2 separate regions of the Homo sapiens genome follow, and region 2 is linked to region 1. The links are chromatin loops, found by intact Hi-C in ENCODE. Cell type or tissue: heart right ventricle. All regions are shown on one strand. Each heading gives the region's core, and the rest is flanking DNA. Links, peaks and the distances in the headings are about the cores only. Region 1 overlaps LOC124903465 (a long non-coding RNA gene). Region 2 overlaps CDIN1 (CDAN1 interacting nuclease 1).

Region 1 (8,339 bases), core at 314-8,313:
AGCATCGCTGGGACAAAGGCAGAAGGGGCTATCTTCTGTTCAAGACCTGCTGGCTGACAGTTGGAATTTTTGATATATATTTTATTTGGCGTTTCCAATAACGTGTTTGTCTTTCCCTCTCCACCCCTTGCAGCCATCTATTACTTTTAAAACATCCCTTCTCCATAAACATCGGCTCATCCTTGTGAACTATTCTTGACCTTCCCAGCAGTGTAACCAGCAGCTCTGAAAGTTGGCCTAGAAATAATTCCACTGGCTTCCTTACCTGTTAACTTTACTCACTCTTCCTAGCTGGGATCAACAGAAGGAAGGGGACTTTTTTGTTTGCTTTTGTTGTTGTTGGTGGTGGTGGTGGTGGTGGTGGTGGTTTTTGGTTCTTTGGTCCTTTTCCCACTTAAACTTTCTATAATGATTTATTCTCCGCCTCCTCCCATTAATAACGTTTAAGCACCCCACACTTTATTTTTTAAATAAAATGGAGTAAAATTATTATACTTTTTTCCTTTATGCCCCCTTTTCTTTTATTTCTCCCAATTTTAGGGGCTTCACCATCTCATAGAAAGGACTTCAATAAATAGCCCTCTAGCGCTATCTGGCGGGGCTCCAAACACGACGTGCGCTTGCTCTCACTGTTTCTTCCTCCTTCCCGCGCTCTCTTCTTTCCTCTCTTTCTTCCTCTCTCCTGCTTTTTCTCTCGTCTCTTCCGCTCGATTGTTTTCCTCTTTTTTTCTGTCCTCCTGCGGCCTCTTGTCTAGTTCCTACCCCTACTTCAGCGCAGGCGGCTTGGAAAGCCCCGGCCAGAGGCTAGTAACTCTCGCAAGTGGGAGATGCTCTGGCGACGGATCTCTCTTTTCTGATCCCTCCTCCCCCTTACCCAGCGCGGATCACACACATCCTTTGCCTTTGATTAGCATCTTAAAGTTGCTTAGCGTGCCGCTTAAGTCCCAGCGTCTCAGCTGGCGGTGGTTTGGAGAGGCTTAAAACTGCATTCATGAAGTTTGGAGGAAAGAAATCAGACACTGGAATTCAGGGCTAGGAGCCCAGCTCAGTTTTAGGTCAGAAGGCCGAGTCTCAGTGCGAGATTGAGGAAGGGTCGGGGCTTAACGGGGGAGGTGGGGGTGGCGGGGGGGGGAACAGCACGGCGCGGCGCCTAGCCTGCGAGATGGAGTCGGAGTGGGGGTGCGAGCGGTCCTCCACCGCCTCTGCCCGATCCGTACCTCACAATGGACTGCTCGAGTTTGTATCTAGGCCTGTCCAGGATTGTTTACTCCTTCAATTAATCAGCTTTATCTCTTTTCCCCCTCCCCCCACCTCCACCAAATCTGGAGAGGAGTGGGAAAGAACTGGAAAACTCACAGGGCAAAGAGAGAAAGCCAACAGTCATAGTGCGGGAGGAGGCACGCCTGGGATGCAATACCCAACAGTCTCCTCCCTGCTTTCCTGCAATTTGCAGGTCATTGTCTTTCTTATTTGTAGCTTTTTTTTTTTTTCTTCAGTAGCCGGTAAACAATCGAACGCCGGGTAGGGAGGTCAGAGGGGATGGGGCTGTGGGAGAGATTCTACTCAGGCTAGGTGCTTTAGATTTGGACCTGGCTGTGTCCCTACTTTATTAAAATTCTCATGTGGCGCGCGCTGTCTTCTCTCTTCTCTCTCTCTCTCTCTCACACACACACGCACATACACACACAGCCCGAGAGAAATTTCCAATCTTTGAGCAAATCTCTTCCATCTAGTCCTTGAAACAGAGGAAAGGACATGGGACCTGAAGGAGAGTTATGATTGAATTTTCTAAAATTTAGTTTTGACATTGCAAAGTAAAAGTGAGGACCGTATTCCCAATACAGACCCAGAGGGTGGTTATTTCAGGTGAGGGGACCTCAGCCTGTGACGTCTATGATCAACCAGACAAAGACCCCTTCCTAAATCTGAAGTCCCACCCCCACCCGTGGCAAACATGGAATACAAGGGAGGGGAAGGATGGCACAATAGTGGGTTCTGTTTTCCAAGAACTGCCCCCCACCTCCATTGCAGAAGGAAAAAAAAGCACGGTTCGGGTGTAATTAATTGGGGACTGTTATTAGGTCATCATTAGCCAAGGTACAAATAATAGCAGCACATTTTTACTTAAAATTGACCAGCCCCAGAGTGATAGATCGATTTGGAGTATAAAAAGATGTATCAAAACATCAATGTCGATTATTTGAAATATTGTAGTCGAATTTTTTTTATTGCTTCATCGGTTAAGTGTCTGAAAATGCAGTGTTCAAACATATATTTATGTTGTCAATACTGTCAGAACTGTCAGTTTTACTATACTGGATTTGTACTATATTTCAAATATGCTAATTTACATAAAATGCCCACCCTAGGATTCCCCCCCTACACCCACCCCATCTCTGGAAAATCCGTGTCAGTTTCTTCAAAGGATTCAGCAATCTTTGCCTAAGCTAAAGTGTGCACTACCTCTTTTACTCAATTTTCCACATCGGATTACATGTCTTTTTCACCATCTCTAACTTTCAAAGAGATCCTTCTTCCTTTCTCCCCAATTCTGCCTACTCTAACCTCTTCTTCAAAATAGTACTGAGGCACTTGGAAAGCTTCGAATTTAAATATCCACATCCCAGCTCCAAATATACCATTGGAGTAAAAAAACGGAAAAACTGGACTTGAGTGTACTTGGCCGCACTCGGGTAAACCAGGCTTCACCAGGTAGACGTTCTCATACCGTAAGGGTCCATCATCAAATTACCTGGCAGATTGAAATCTTCCAGGGAAAATGAATTTGGAAATGTAAACACCTTTTCTTTCTTTTTACTTAAAAGCCTCGATGGTAGAAAAAGAAATAATACTTATAAATGATCGGCACGTTTTAACTTTAAAAGCTTTTGAACTCAAGTGAAAGACACACGTTGGAAACAGAATTGATAGTTTTAATTCTACCCATTTTCACCTGGCACATCAGATCAGTGGCAATCATTTATTTTATGGGGTGTGGAGGGGAAAGGGATAGAAAGCGGATAGAAAGCTAGAATCCACTGAAGTCCCTGTCCTAAAAATCTCAGAGAAATTAAAGACTTATTGAAACACAAACATTCCATCGCTCCATACTCTCCGTCCAGATGAATTGAAACTTATAAATCCACGCTCTCCCCAATTTTATGTTTTTTATTTATTTTTTTTCAGGGTTTGATAGGAAAGATACCCAAGTCTGATAGGGAAGACAGGGCCACTTCTGGACTAGCTGTGAGGATGTGTTTTCATTTCCATAACACTGAAGCACTTTCTGTAAACCTTTTGATGTACTTAAATAAGTCTATTTGGACATTTAAAGAAGCTACACATACAAACATAGCTTGGCTTTTTGCCGTCAATCCCAGCATTAAAAAAACATTCATAATCTAACTGAGAAGCTCTTTCATACCCATCCTTCTTTCAAATAAGTAAATAAATAAAGAAATAGAAGTGCAAACCAAAGAAAGTTTCCAGCGTGCATCTGTACGTCTTCGTGTGCGAGTTTATAAACAACTTCCAGTCGGTACTTGGGTGTTACCTCCCTCCTGCCACACACCCCAAGGCAGAGGCATCGAGGGATCGCCCCCAGAGAGCTGTGTTTACTTAGCTTGTTTTAAAAAAAATCTCGCCGCCATGTATGACAAGTGTTACTGCAAGAAATTCATCAGCCTTCTACAGATACTTCCAGTTTTGCTGTAATGATCTGCAGAAGAGAACTGCCATCACTTTCTCACATCCCAAGGTGTTGCAGGAACTCAGAGAGAGGGGAGAGTGGCTGAAACGCTTAATTACCGGAGGCGAAGGAGGGGCGCGCGGGGGACCGAAGGAGAGGGGAGTGAAGAAGGAAGGTCCTTTACCAGGCTTGTACCTGGAGAAAGCTTTGAATCGCTTCTCTGCTATATTTGGAAAAGGTATGCTTGCTTTTTAAAAAAATGCCTTTAGGGCAAAGTGATACCCTTGTGTAATAATTAACTCAGACAATAAAAATAATTGGAAAATCAGTTGGAATTTCTGAGTTTTTAATTACGTTTAATTTCGTACTAAGCCGTAAAATTACGAATGCCCCTCAATTAAACACTCTCCTCTTGTAAAGCGTTTAACAACAATTATTCCTTAATCAGTCTGAATGTGAGTCACAAATGGTGCTTTTCCACATCAAAGAGACGTCCTTCCACGTTACCTTTTAGTCATAAGTAAGAGGATTAATTCCTATAATTAGAGGGATAAATATGTGCATAAATATATCTCTCACCCTCTCCTTAAAAAACAAAACAAAACACTTTCACTCTGTGTGATACGTGGCCGGCTATGGTAGGGTAAGTGTTTGTAATCGTCTGCCTCTGCCCGGCATCCCTTTGCTGACGGGTGACTGGAACGGAGGAGACGCCGCGCGAAGCGCAGGGCCCCAGAGGGACACATGCACAGAGGCGCACACACGGGTCAGGCAGGAGGCGCAGAGTTCGGGGGCCCGGGACTCCACCAATTCCAGTGCGATCCTCCCCAGACAATAACCCACCTCCCACCTTGGCCCTGCCCAGCGCAGCAAGACAGTTGTCTCCCTGTCGGTCTGCTTGTCCAGAAGAGCGGGGTCCCTGCCCTAAGCCCCAGCTCCAGCTTGACTCTTCAGGCTACAAATAAAAATTGAGCGTGACCTTTTAAAACTCCAGTGTGAATATCTCATTTACCTAATGACTTTATGTCACCTAGGAAGAAGGTCAATTTCCTCTTAACCTTTTCCCCGCTGCTGCAGTAAGCATTCTTCCCTAATCAATGGTGGCTGGAATAATCAATTCCCATTTTATGATCGCTGACAAACTCAATCTCAGGGCGGGGTGTGAGAGCTGGGGGTGAGCTGGCTCGGGCCGGGACAGAGGTCTCTCTGCGTACGCCCCGCTCCGCCCGGCGCCAAGGGAAGCCGCTGTCTCTTCCGTCGAGTTCTGAGACCTTGGCAAACTTCCCTCCCCCAACCGCCGGCGTGACTTCTGAGTTGTCACTAATCCGAACCTGATATTCACCAGAGCTCCTTCGGTCACCGACAACGCTCCCCGCTGCTGCCGCGGCCTCCCGCCCGCCCTCCTCGGCGTGTTTTCATTTCTAAGTCTACGGGCAGGGATTGCCCCGACCCAGTGTGTGTGTGCGTGTGTGTGTGTGCGTGGTTTCATTTACATTTTAAAAATCATTTTTGCGTTCTTCAGCGTGGATCTCAGCACTTTCCCTGTGTCTCAGGCCGACTAACTTTGCATAAACAAAGCAACAACCGAAGCTCATAGTGGGTGAAATCTTGCGGGGAAATGAAGGCAACCTGGTGGAGTTCGATCTCTCTCTCTCTCTCTCTCTCTCTCTCTCTCTCTCTCTCCCTCTCTCTCTCTCCCTCCTCTCTCTCTCCCTTCCCCACATTTCTTCCTCTTCTTTTACCTTCTTCCTCCACTCCCCCCTCCACCCCAAATTCAGCTATCCTAAACCATAGGTTTATCAGATACCACTTCCTCCTCTTTTTAAATTCTTCAGACCTGCCCCAGTCTGGGGAAATTACTGGGCAAATTACTAGATCAGAGCTATTTTGAAAGCTAATTTGGGGTAAACTCACCGTTCCTTATCTTTGCAGGGTTTAAATATGAGCCGCTCTCTGGTTCTAATCCCTCATAAAGTAGAAATTGACTTTTACACATGCAGGGCCTATTTGAAGGGGGGAGGTCTCTTAACACTGGTTCACCACGGGTCACTGGAAACTTCTCCCCCTTATTCCACCCTAATCCCGTTTTCACTCACTACCAAGACACTGAAGCCGCTGATGATTAAAGCAATCTCAAAAGTCTTGCTTAGCTAGGGTTCAATGGCAGGGAAATCATTTTCCTCAAAAAAAGACGTTCTGTAGCCAGGTTTTTGAAGATTTCCTATGAAGAGTCAATCTCTCAATACTGTATTACCCAGTTAGTTAAAAGGGAACCCCAAACTGAACTTTCTCTCCCAGAGCGCACTCTCAGGCCTGCCTTGCCTATGGGGATAATCTTTAAAAAGGTAATCAAACCATTCCTTTTCTTCATTCACAGATCCTCTTTACTTGTAGGCAGACATTCTGCTAAAATCGGAAAGTTTTCCAAATAATCAAAAACAAACATATAACTCTTCCACTTTTTATCCTTCACTCTGGTGTAAAAAGCAAACAAACAAAAAGGGCCTTTGAGTTCGAGGGGAGGGATATCTGGGCCACTGTTCACCCATGAAAGCTTCCTACATCCTGTTAGTAATGAAGATGGCAAATCATGGCACTTGCCTGAAACTTTCAGGTTCCATTCTTGCATTGAGCCTCAAGGTGCTAGAGTGTGAGGGGCAGTGAGAACATGCCAGGTTCAGGACCTGACCTGGGACAGAAGCACTGAGTTCTCAGTATTGTCATTTTCCTCTTGCTTCATACCAGGAAGTAGTTTTGCAACTCACACTGAGTTAGATTCGAGATTTAAACGGTTGTCGAAGGTTGGTCCAGCCCTGAGTCACAATTTATAACACCCTGGCTTTTAGAAGATTTGCCTCATATTCCCAACAACTGAGTTACAGACCATCTTAGACTACAACCTGTTTGTAGGCCAAAAAGTGCTTGTACATACAGGAAGAGTTTCCCATTACTAAGAGTACTGAATGGGTTTTTTAAATCTCTATTTGACAGAGGAGCAGACAGATTGGGGATAGGGCCCTTGACCTCAGATAATTACTTCAGTCGTCCCTCTTCAGCAAATTTAATTCTCACGCAAAGAGTAATTAACAACCTCTGACTATTCTATGAGAATTTCCTTTCCTTTTCTTATCTTAAGGACCCTCATAGGAATATTGAAGAATATGTTTAATGGTAGTTTTTAGTTTCACTGCATTTAAACATTTTGCCTTCTGCTCACTTCTTCCATAGTCTACTGGAACACATTTAACAGAGTCTTGGGCTGTGTTCTGACTCCAGCACATGAAATTGGAAAATCCAGTCATCAATTTACTGCCCTTCCTACTCTCCACCTTGACCCCAAGCAAAGCTATTCACTAGACAACTCTTCGTCAATGGAAAATTCCTTAAGTTTGCTTAATGAGGAGAGAATGTCAGAAGAAAGAAAAAATTTTAATAGTAAAAAATGCCATTCTCTCCTTTTGACTGCCTGACAACTTTGTCTCTACAAGTGTCTCATTCAGGGTTACAAATCAAAATTACATGTCAGGATACAAGCCACAGTATTGGAACAGGAAGAATGAGCACACAGACCACTAGCTTTTCAAAGGCGACTGAGGTCTCTGCAAGGCTCATGTCCTAAATGGAGAGACATCTTATTCAAACATCTCTAAGGGAGAGGGTTGAATCAGATCACTTCTGAGGCTGTTTTTAACCCTAGAAAGACAAAAAGGGACTCCAAGGGCTAAAAAGCCATCAAGAGCTCAGGCTCTGGAGTCTGACGGGAAGGGGCTGAATACTAGGTCTGGCCTGTGCTGATTGTGAACTCTTAGTAGTCACCTGACTCCTCTAAACTCTACTAACCTCATGCATAAACTCAGCATAACAATGGTTGATATTACTGGACACATTTGTCAGCCCCTGCAGGTCCACCCTTTACTTTCCCCCTCCTGGTTTGTGCCCCTGAAGGCTGGTACGGATGGTTTTAGAATGGCCCTTGTTTCCTCTTGGGCTTGCCTAGAGTGGGCAGAGCGAGGTCTGGGTGCTGATTCCCAGGGTCCCTGAGGGCTGGCTGCATTCCAGCCACAGCTCAAGCAGTCTTCTTCCCAGAGTTCCATTTCTGGATTTAGGTAACAATGTCCTTCTCCAGTACTAGCCTTGGGGCAGTGTACTGTCCCTCGTGGTTTCCTAACACCCTGCTCACACCTTTTTAATAAAGTTCCTTTATTAAGCTCTCCTCAAATTACCCAATTTGATGTGTACCATCTGTTTCCTGCTGGACCTTGACTGATACACCTTATAAACGTGTTTAGAGGATTAAAATTAAATGAGATAATGCATGTAAAGCACATAGTGCAGTTCTTTGCATATAGTAAAAGCTTAATAAATAGAGCTTTTATTTATTTTTACAATTATCATTTTGTGCAACCCTTTCATTTTATATAGGAGGAAATGGAAACTCAGAACTGTTAGGAGAAGCATTCAAAGTCTAATTAACTGAAGGTAGTAACAATCCTGGGACCAAATCCCTGAACTGCCTGCTTGAAGTTCATTGTTCTTCCCTCTGCATCTTGTTGAGCAAAACAGATGAGAAAGGAGGGAACTCTTATTTTCATAGATGTTGGAAAAAGGGTTAGACGAGCTAGAGGCAGAGGTGTAGGAGGTAATAAGCATT
Region 2 (8,339 bases), core at 198-8,197, 450 kb before region 1:
CAGGGTAACTGGAGACAGAAGCAAACCATTATACCAGTGTGAAAAGTGCAATGCTATAAGTTTGCACAAGATCATGATGAGGATGCAGAGAAAGGTACCATTAGGATTTTCTAATTATGTCTTTATGGAATATTTTCAGTAATTAGTATGTCCCTTTGATTACATATCTGAAAATTTAAATAGAGCCTGATCTGTCACTTTGATGTGGGGGATAATTAAAGTTTCCAGAAAAGACAAATATAACCTTAAATTAAACTTAATTTTTTTTCCTACCACTTATGAGGTGCTACAGGTATAGTTGGGAAACAGATTGGAAAACAAATAAATTTAGAGCAGATCCACCATGTTCAATGTATGTGGCACCTCACTAGGCCTCGAGGGATCAGGGTTCTATTTCAGGGTTCTATAGCTTTATTGTTTACCAGCTAAGAGAGCCCAGATGGGTTTTATCAGTGCCCTGGGGTTTGGTTTCTTTATATGACCAACTGGGAAGCTTTAACAACCTCATAATTAGGAATTTCCACAGTATTAAGTATGGTCATGCTTTTAATATTATCCAGACTATATAGATACAGAGGATTGTAGTTATGGTTTAATCATCTTCTGTTTCTTTAAACTTGATAGAAGTTCTTCACTGGTCATTAGCAGGATAATGATTGATGCAACTTTTACATGAAGCCATGTCATTTTGACTTAAAGCAACAGATCTCTGGTATAAAAGGTAGTCTGGCATCTAGCTGCTACTCTTTCACTGTTTGCAGTCAGCTCTCACCATGGCATGCTCCTTCTTTTCATGCTGATCTCTACTCGAGTGTCACTCCCTCAGAGAGGGGCTTCCTGAACAACCCATCTAAGTTTACATTTTATTCTAGCATATACCATTATACTGTATATTTATCTCCCTGCCTTTTTATTGTTTGTGTCACCACTGTAATATAATCTCTGTGATGATGGGACCATGAATGGTTTTTTTTCCTGCTGTTGCTTCTTCAGAACCTGGAATAAGGCCTGACACATAGCGCTCCAAAATACTTGTCGGGTAACTGAAACTGAAGTAGAAAGCTGTAAAGATATCCCAATATTGGTATAGGCTTAAATACGCTGACCCAGAATCAGAAACCATAGTAAATACGCACTCTTGGTGGTTACAGGCACACAATCAGCTGGTCTGACTTGACTGAACTGATTGCTGGTTCCTTGGGTGGTATCAGTGCAGTGGCCTTGTTTGTGAGAAATTGATGTGAGGTTCTTAACGGACCTGTTTCCCAGGGACCTTTCTCTAAAGCACATTTGCCTTGTTTTATTTATTTATTTTTTCCTCTTGCTTCTGAACGTCCTTATTTTCCAATTGGTTTCCCAAATAATACATTCAAGGGTGGCCCCAATATGTGGAAAATTGCTTTGTTAGAATTATTTTGAAGTTACAATGATCCAGAGGTTCTCCCCACCTTAAATAATTTGCTGTTACCCCACTTTGCTTACAGGAAAATTATACAACTTTATAAATATACTCATGAAATAATATAATTTAGTACCTACTTCTGGCAGTTATATGGAAGACCTCACCTGTTGACTTTATTACTGTCAGACAAATACCCAGAGCTTATTCACTTAAATAATATACTGTAGGGAAAATTTCCATACCTAATTCTGCTTTCTTGTCCAATATGGTTTTTAAAAATTATTTAATTTTTCATTTGTTAAAGGAAAAGTATAAGGTGATTTTTTATTATATAATCACCTACTATAAACAAAGTACTTGGTAGGCATAATAAATTAAATAAAATACAATTCTCCAACCTTCATGAAGCTTTCAACATTACAGTGGGGGATGGGTTTGAGGTAGCCAAGTAATAGGCAAATACAATATGCTACGTTACATGATAGAAAGATGTACAGGGTATTCCTCGATTGCATATGAGGAGCACTTAACTTATATGGTAGTGGATCGAAGAAGGTGACATCTGAATTGAATCATGAGTTATCCAGGTGAGGGATGGGAGCGGGAGACAGTGACTAGAGATGAGGCTGGCAGAGTAGAGTAGGTAGAAACCAGATTATGAAGAACCTTACAAGAGCTGTTAAATGGTTATAATTTAATCTTGAGATTTAATGTGGGGCCTTGAAGTGTTATAACAAGGGGAATGACACATTCAAATTTTTGTAAAAAAAAAAAAAATCCCCCCAGCTTCCATGTCTGGGGTTTTGTTTTGTTTGGGGATTTTGGGGAGTTGTGTGTTTTTTTCCAGTGGAGTGAGAGGATAATGAGAGCTGGAGGTTCTTCCACAAATCTAGGGCAGATAAGGTGATGGCTTGTATTGCCTGTCACAGGTGTGCTGACCCACTGATGACATGTCTGTTCCATCGTTTTCTTAATAAGGTGTCAAGCAGCCCTGTGAAACAGGTAAAGGAAAAGGCAAGATGGGTGCATGAATGCTTTTCTCAAACTATATAAGTCAACTTCTTTCCTTTCCATGCAATGGTTGTCTGTGGTAGAGACAAGGCAGAGTGATATGGATAGTTCCTCTTGTTCACTTTATATGGTAGGAGGTGAAAGAAAACAAGGGAGACCTAAGTATTTACACCTTCTGCCCCCACCTTCAGCTTCTTAGTTGCCAGTGGTTTTGAGGTGAGTTGTTTGTGTTATGTTTTTCCCTTCAGTGCTTTCCTATGAAAGTAGCTTACTTTAACTAGAGTTGAGCGTGGCATTTGTCCAGGAGAAACATGTATACACACAGGGGATGCTGACAAGTCTATGCTGGCCTTTTCTTGTCACTGCATTACCACTTGGCTTTGTCTTGTCTAGGTACCTGAATGGAGTGGTGAAAAATGGAGCTGCCCCAGTGCTCCTGGACCTGGCCAATGAGGTAATGTTATTGTTATGATTTTATTTAAACCTGCGTGTAACCTAAGGGGCCTATCTAGAGTAACTTTGCTTACAATTATAACTACCTTTGGAAAAAAAAAGGATTTGAGGTGCATTAGACATTTAAATTGCTCCCTGATCTCTTTGTACTTTTAGTAATTGGACAAAGAACTTCACATATTAATAAATCAGTTGACATAATTAGTCTACTTCTTTTAAGGCAAATGTATAAACAGCCTCTTGGTTTCTTATTTTGTGGAAAATTTCAACCAAACAGCTCAGGACATGCTTTTCTTAGGATAGGTTGTCTTAATTTAGTGTGAGAAATACCTGTGTCAAGTAAAGAGATGGATGCCAAAAAAAAAAAAAAAAAAACTGCTGTTATAAAAATGAAGAGAGAAATTGTATACTTAAAGATGTACTTGATTCATTTTTTTGTTAGCAAACTTTTATTATAATAAAGGATACATGCCTTGTAGAAAAGTCTCCTTCTTTATATGAAGAAGCATAGTGTTCTTAATAACACCAAGTAAGAAGTGATTTATTGAACTTATTCGTTAACTCTGATCTGCTTCTGTTTGGGGAAACAAATAACAGCCTTACATTTAAAAAGGGAAACCCTACAGATTTCCCATGAATGAAGAAGCTGTGAAAAGTTCATAATAGTTGCAGAGAGCATACCAAAAAAATAAAATATTTAATTCCTAAACTTTAAAATATTTATCCACTGTAATAAGAGCAATACAATATTTAGTCTGACTTGGAACTGCTTATGCAAACCTCGTAGGGATGGAATGAAATGTACACTGTTTTTGCGTTGCATTATAATGGAAAACATAGAAGCAAGGCAGAAAATGTGTGTTTGCATTAAAGATGACTCGGTACTGTGAGCATTAAGTGTTGCAGTAGCAGCAAGTTCTACATGTTATATTAGCAAGGAAGGATGGCTTCCCTCACAGCTTCTGTCTGCTGCTATACACTGCTGCAGTCAACAAATGAGCAATTACCTATCAGTTACTAGATGGTTTTAATAGTCTAAGCAATGTCTACACAATCAGATAGGATAGTTAACATATAGAATGAATTTCTGTGCGCCTCCTAGGAAAACAAGTATTTTATTCTTTTTTTGTTTTTTCCATTTCTAGAGCAGAGTGCTTTTTTTTTTTTGCTTTTTTTTTTTCTTTTTTTGAGACAGAGTCTCACTCTGTTGCCAGGCTGGAGTGCAGTGGCGTGATCTTAGCTCATTGCAACCTCTGCCTCCCGGGTTCAAGAGATTCTCCTGCTTCAGCCTCCTGAGTTGCTGGGACCACAGGCCTGTGCCACCATGCCCAGCTAATTTTTGTATTTTTAGCAGAGACGGGGTTTCATCATGTTGGCCAGGATGGTCTTGATCTCCTGACCTTGTGGTCCACCTGCTTTGGCCTCCCAAAGTGCTTGGATTACAGGCGTGAGCCACCACGCCCGGCCAGCAGGCTGGTTTTTAAATGTATCTAGACTTGTTTGTTACAAGTTTATGCTATTAGTAACTTGAGGTATCTGAGCTTTAACTAGGAATTTAGTGATTGTCTTTTATGAAAAAGAAGAATAAGCTAGCAGCATTCCAGACACAGCATCTAGAAAGAATGTGATGCAAATATGGTACCCATCTATATAGATGATGATGTTGATTATATAAGTTTTATATCATAGCAATTTATATTCATTTGAATTTTTAATGGATAGTTCTATATCCATTAAATATTTAGCTGACCTCAGTTTCAGTCTTCTAGTAATATGGAAAAATTTAACCTACCAACACATTTTCTCCTACATCAATAAACCTTTTATTTACCATGAATATATAGCAGTATTTAGCCAAGAGAAAACGTAGTTGTTTAAAGACTTTTCCTCCGTTTTGGCTACAGACTAGTACAGAAAGAATAGCACTTTTCTATGAAATTGATAATGCATTAGGGAAATTTAGGAATGGCTGGTACCATATTATAGCTTCTAAACAACCAAGGTGCCATTTTTTCCAGATAGGTAATACTTAGATAACATACACTTGCATCTGGTGACAATTGATGTGATGGTAATACTTTATGAGCTGATATTTATTTAATCAGGGGAAACTATAAAAATTGATGAGAAATATATAGCATTGGTACATTACAGGGTGCAGCAACTCTCTTAGACAAGAGCATTGTATTTTTATTATCTTTTTGGGGGGCTAAGGGCTGTATGTGGTCATCATTGATTTTATAAATGTCTTCATACTACTTTTCCAGTTTCAAGTCTAAAATTGAACATTTTAGCAATTCACACTTCGTTAGTGATAATAAGATCAGTCATTCTGTTCTCTCCACACAAATATTTTCAAGTGAGATTTGAAGCACTATGCATTTTATTTACATGCTAAATTCTGACATGAAGCATGATGGCCCTATTTCAGAGAAAGATGGACACATGATTAATATGAAAATTAGGGAGATGCAAGTACCTGAACTAATAAGGTAGTCCTTATTCAGGCTGGACTACCTTCAGTAATTTCACCATTTTTCATGTGTCAGCTCTGATGTGGGTTACTAGGAATAAGCAGCTTCGTGGAAAGCATTTCTTTCTACTTGGGGAATTTAAGGGCATCCAAGTACATACGTATTTGAAAAAACTGTTCATACAAATGAAGCCAGCCTTTTTGTCTAGTTACTAAATCAAGATAAAATTTTGGTATGAATACGGGACTTGAAAACCTGTCAGGAAAAATTCATGGTGATAATATATGAGGAATGTTTGCTGTCTTCCACCTAAGATAAAAAGACTCGTTTTAGGGAAGCATTATTGTTCTTAAAAATGTGTGTTCCTATTTTTTGGTGAAATTAAGTAAATGGTTAATAAAAGATTTAAGAACCCCAAAGAAGACAATATCTTTACAAAATAGTAGATACATTTTTTATTAATTAAAATGACTGTCGGACTGAATATCCTTTGTTTTCTGACTGGTTCTTTATTTTAAAAAGTTACCACCCTGGGATCTGTATTAATTAAATTGGTAAGTAGTGTTTCAGATAAGGACGGTGATCTTATGTTGCAGATATTATATTGTTGTAATTTATTATTAACATCTCTGCAATGTAGTTGTCTTTTATCAAATAAAATATTTTAAATGTAAGGAATTTATACCAAAATTTCAGTTGTCTTTAAAGATAAAATCAGTAAAATCCTTATTTGGATTTGTCATATAAGGACATTTGACTCTGTTTTTGAAAACTGTCACTAAATAACAAAAAGGGCTTATTATTTGAAATTGCATTCAGAACAGTATAAATATAGACAGTTGCATAGAAAGAAGCATGGCTTGAATAAAAAATTATATTGGCCTACCAACAGAAAAAATTGAGGAGAGATGAAAAAAGCCTATTTCACTGTTTTAGACGAATGCTTTTTCTAAGTTGTTCCATCCTTTTTGCTCCAATGTTATATTCAATAAATTTGACCCATTTATTCTTTTCAACAGCCCAAACCATACTTGTTATAATTTTATTATAATGGAAGCCACCAAGGGTGGGAAAGATTTTAATGAATGATGCTTGCTATGGTTGATTAAAATTGACTTATTCTTCAGTGTTGACAAAATACTGGAGTATCCACTGCTCGCACAACTTGATAGTTTTAATTTTCTACTTCTGTTTTATAAAGGTGGACTATGCGCCCTCATTAATGGCTCGGCTTATACTGGAGAGGTTTCTACAGGAACACGAGGAAACTCCACGTGAGTTACCCTTTTTTCCTAATGGTACTCTTTTACTCCCTTCCCCAATTTAAAAATAATTTACACAGCATTTCAAGTCACTTAATGAGAGCCAGATTCCAAAACAGCTATCATGAACAGTTAATGACAATTAAATGCAATATAAAAGACCACCCACAACTTAAATACTCTTCAGAATAATGCTCTCTTCTTTGTCTAAATTCCACACTCAACCTCTCCATTGAGCTAAATAGACAATGTGTATCAAACTAAAAAATTGATTCATCTTCGTATATAGAATAAGATACATCATTTGAAAAACCATTGTCAGGAACTGGCTCTAAAAGAAACATTCATCCTTTTTATTTTAATTCAGCAAGACCGGAGAAATACTACTTCCAAATGCAAAGGTGAATTCCACTGGTCTTCCTACAAGAAAATAAAAAAGAAAAAAAGAAAAGAATAGAGCTACAGAAGGAGGTTCAAGCCTAAATTAATTTGCCACTGAAAAAATACATTTTGTTATTTTCTCTGTGTCAACTGCATGATTAAAACCGGCTGTTAAGTGAGCTCTGGGGATGTGCTCGTAAAAGATTTATGAGTAATATTCAATGTGATATTCAAAGTGAGTCATGAATATCAGGATAATTGCTCTCAGTGCTGGCTCTTTTACTAGGCAGGAGTTTGTCAACTGCCCCATAAATATTTGCCTAGTCTCATGTAAAAAAGACAATTTCATCTTCTGCATTTTTATTACCTAGTATAATGTTTACCTTTGGAGCTCAGCTGTGGTAGAATAGGTAAAAAGCTTTGGAATATGCTTTATGCACATAATCTTCCCTCTTTGAAAGTAGAAGATAATACCTGCTAAAACATCATTCAGTAGTACATGTTGGATTTTTATTTTTTTATATTTTGTCAGGGATTTTTTCCCTTTGATTTTCTTTGAATCTGCAGTTACCAGTGACTGGTGGCCCAGTTACCTTGTGAAGGTTTCATTTGAATGAATTAAGTACTTCCCCTAAAAATTCAATATCATTTCAATAGATGTAGCCTCCAAAGTAACCTGCAGTGATGCTTCATGAGCAAATCACATGATGTCAGAATGGTATGGTTTCGATTTAATCAAGAAAGAGATTAAAGTGGATGTGTGTTATTTTCAACTTCGCAGCAGCACCGCCATTTGTCAAAGTCAACCTTCTGATTGCTTTGGACCTACTGCTATCCAGGTCTTGTCAAAATAGTAGTCAGCATAGTCTGAAGCAGGTAGACTGGCCTATATAGAGCAGTATCAAACACAGTAAAACAGAATTCATTGACTTGTGAATTATGAAGTTAATAGGTTGATCATAAATTTTGTAGCCATTAATTTATCTTTATAACACTGGCACATCTTCAGTACATTTTTCTTTTTATTTTGTACCATTTTATACAGCAGAGTTAAATAGTACTGAATATAATTTTGATGTGTACTGTATATCAGAATCCTATAATTCCAATGCTAGGATTAAATGTCTTGCATGAATACACTGGAGAAGGACATGAGCATATTTAGAAACATACCAAGGAAAGGGTATTTCAAGAATGTGGCTGCTTGGAAAGGAGGCGAATGTAAATATTGTATGCTTGAATTACACTATGATTATGTATAATCAAATAACAGTATTTTGAAGCTTTTTCTTTTATAATTGGTTGGGTTAATGGTTGTTTCACTGTGAGTTGTTACAGAGTCAGGTTTTGTTTTTT

The links. Hi-C counts contacts between places; a loop is a spot of excess contacts. Peaks named below come from ENCODE experiments on the same cell type or tissue, not always from the same donor. Only the 100,000 strongest peaks of a DNase experiment are listed, where the experiment ranks them.
Region 2: a loop joins it to region 1, with 4 times the contacts of the local background. A loop is called at or near these places in 4 of 110 quality-filtered maps.

What each region holds. Positions count from the first base shown.
Region 1 is chr15:37,105,969-37,114,307 of GRCh38, forward strand. It overlaps LOC124903465 (a long non-coding RNA gene), which reads left to right. Exons shown (of 2, transcript XR_007064581.1): 2 at 1-4,016. Among named protein-coding and RNA genes, the nearest start is that of MEIS2, 9.6 kb to the left of the region's middle. RefSeq lists an enhancer at 627-1,168 and a silencer at 4,400-4,449. In heart right ventricle, for the core only: a CTCF peak has its summit at 587; DNase peaks (open chromatin) are centred at 623, 4,483 and 5,003; H3K4me3 peaks cover 3,796 bases; H3K27ac peaks cover 6,065 bases; H3K27me3 peaks cover 1,857 bases.
Region 2 is chr15:36,651,292-36,659,630 of GRCh38, forward strand. It overlaps CDIN1 (CDAN1 interacting nuclease 1), which reads left to right. Exons shown (of 11, transcript NM_001321759.2): 4 at 2,807-2,867; 5 at 6,542-6,614. Among named protein-coding and RNA genes, the nearest start is that of CDIN1, 76 kb to the left of the region's middle. In heart right ventricle, for the core only: no CTCF peak of the experiment used is centred there; no DNase peak of the experiment used is centred there.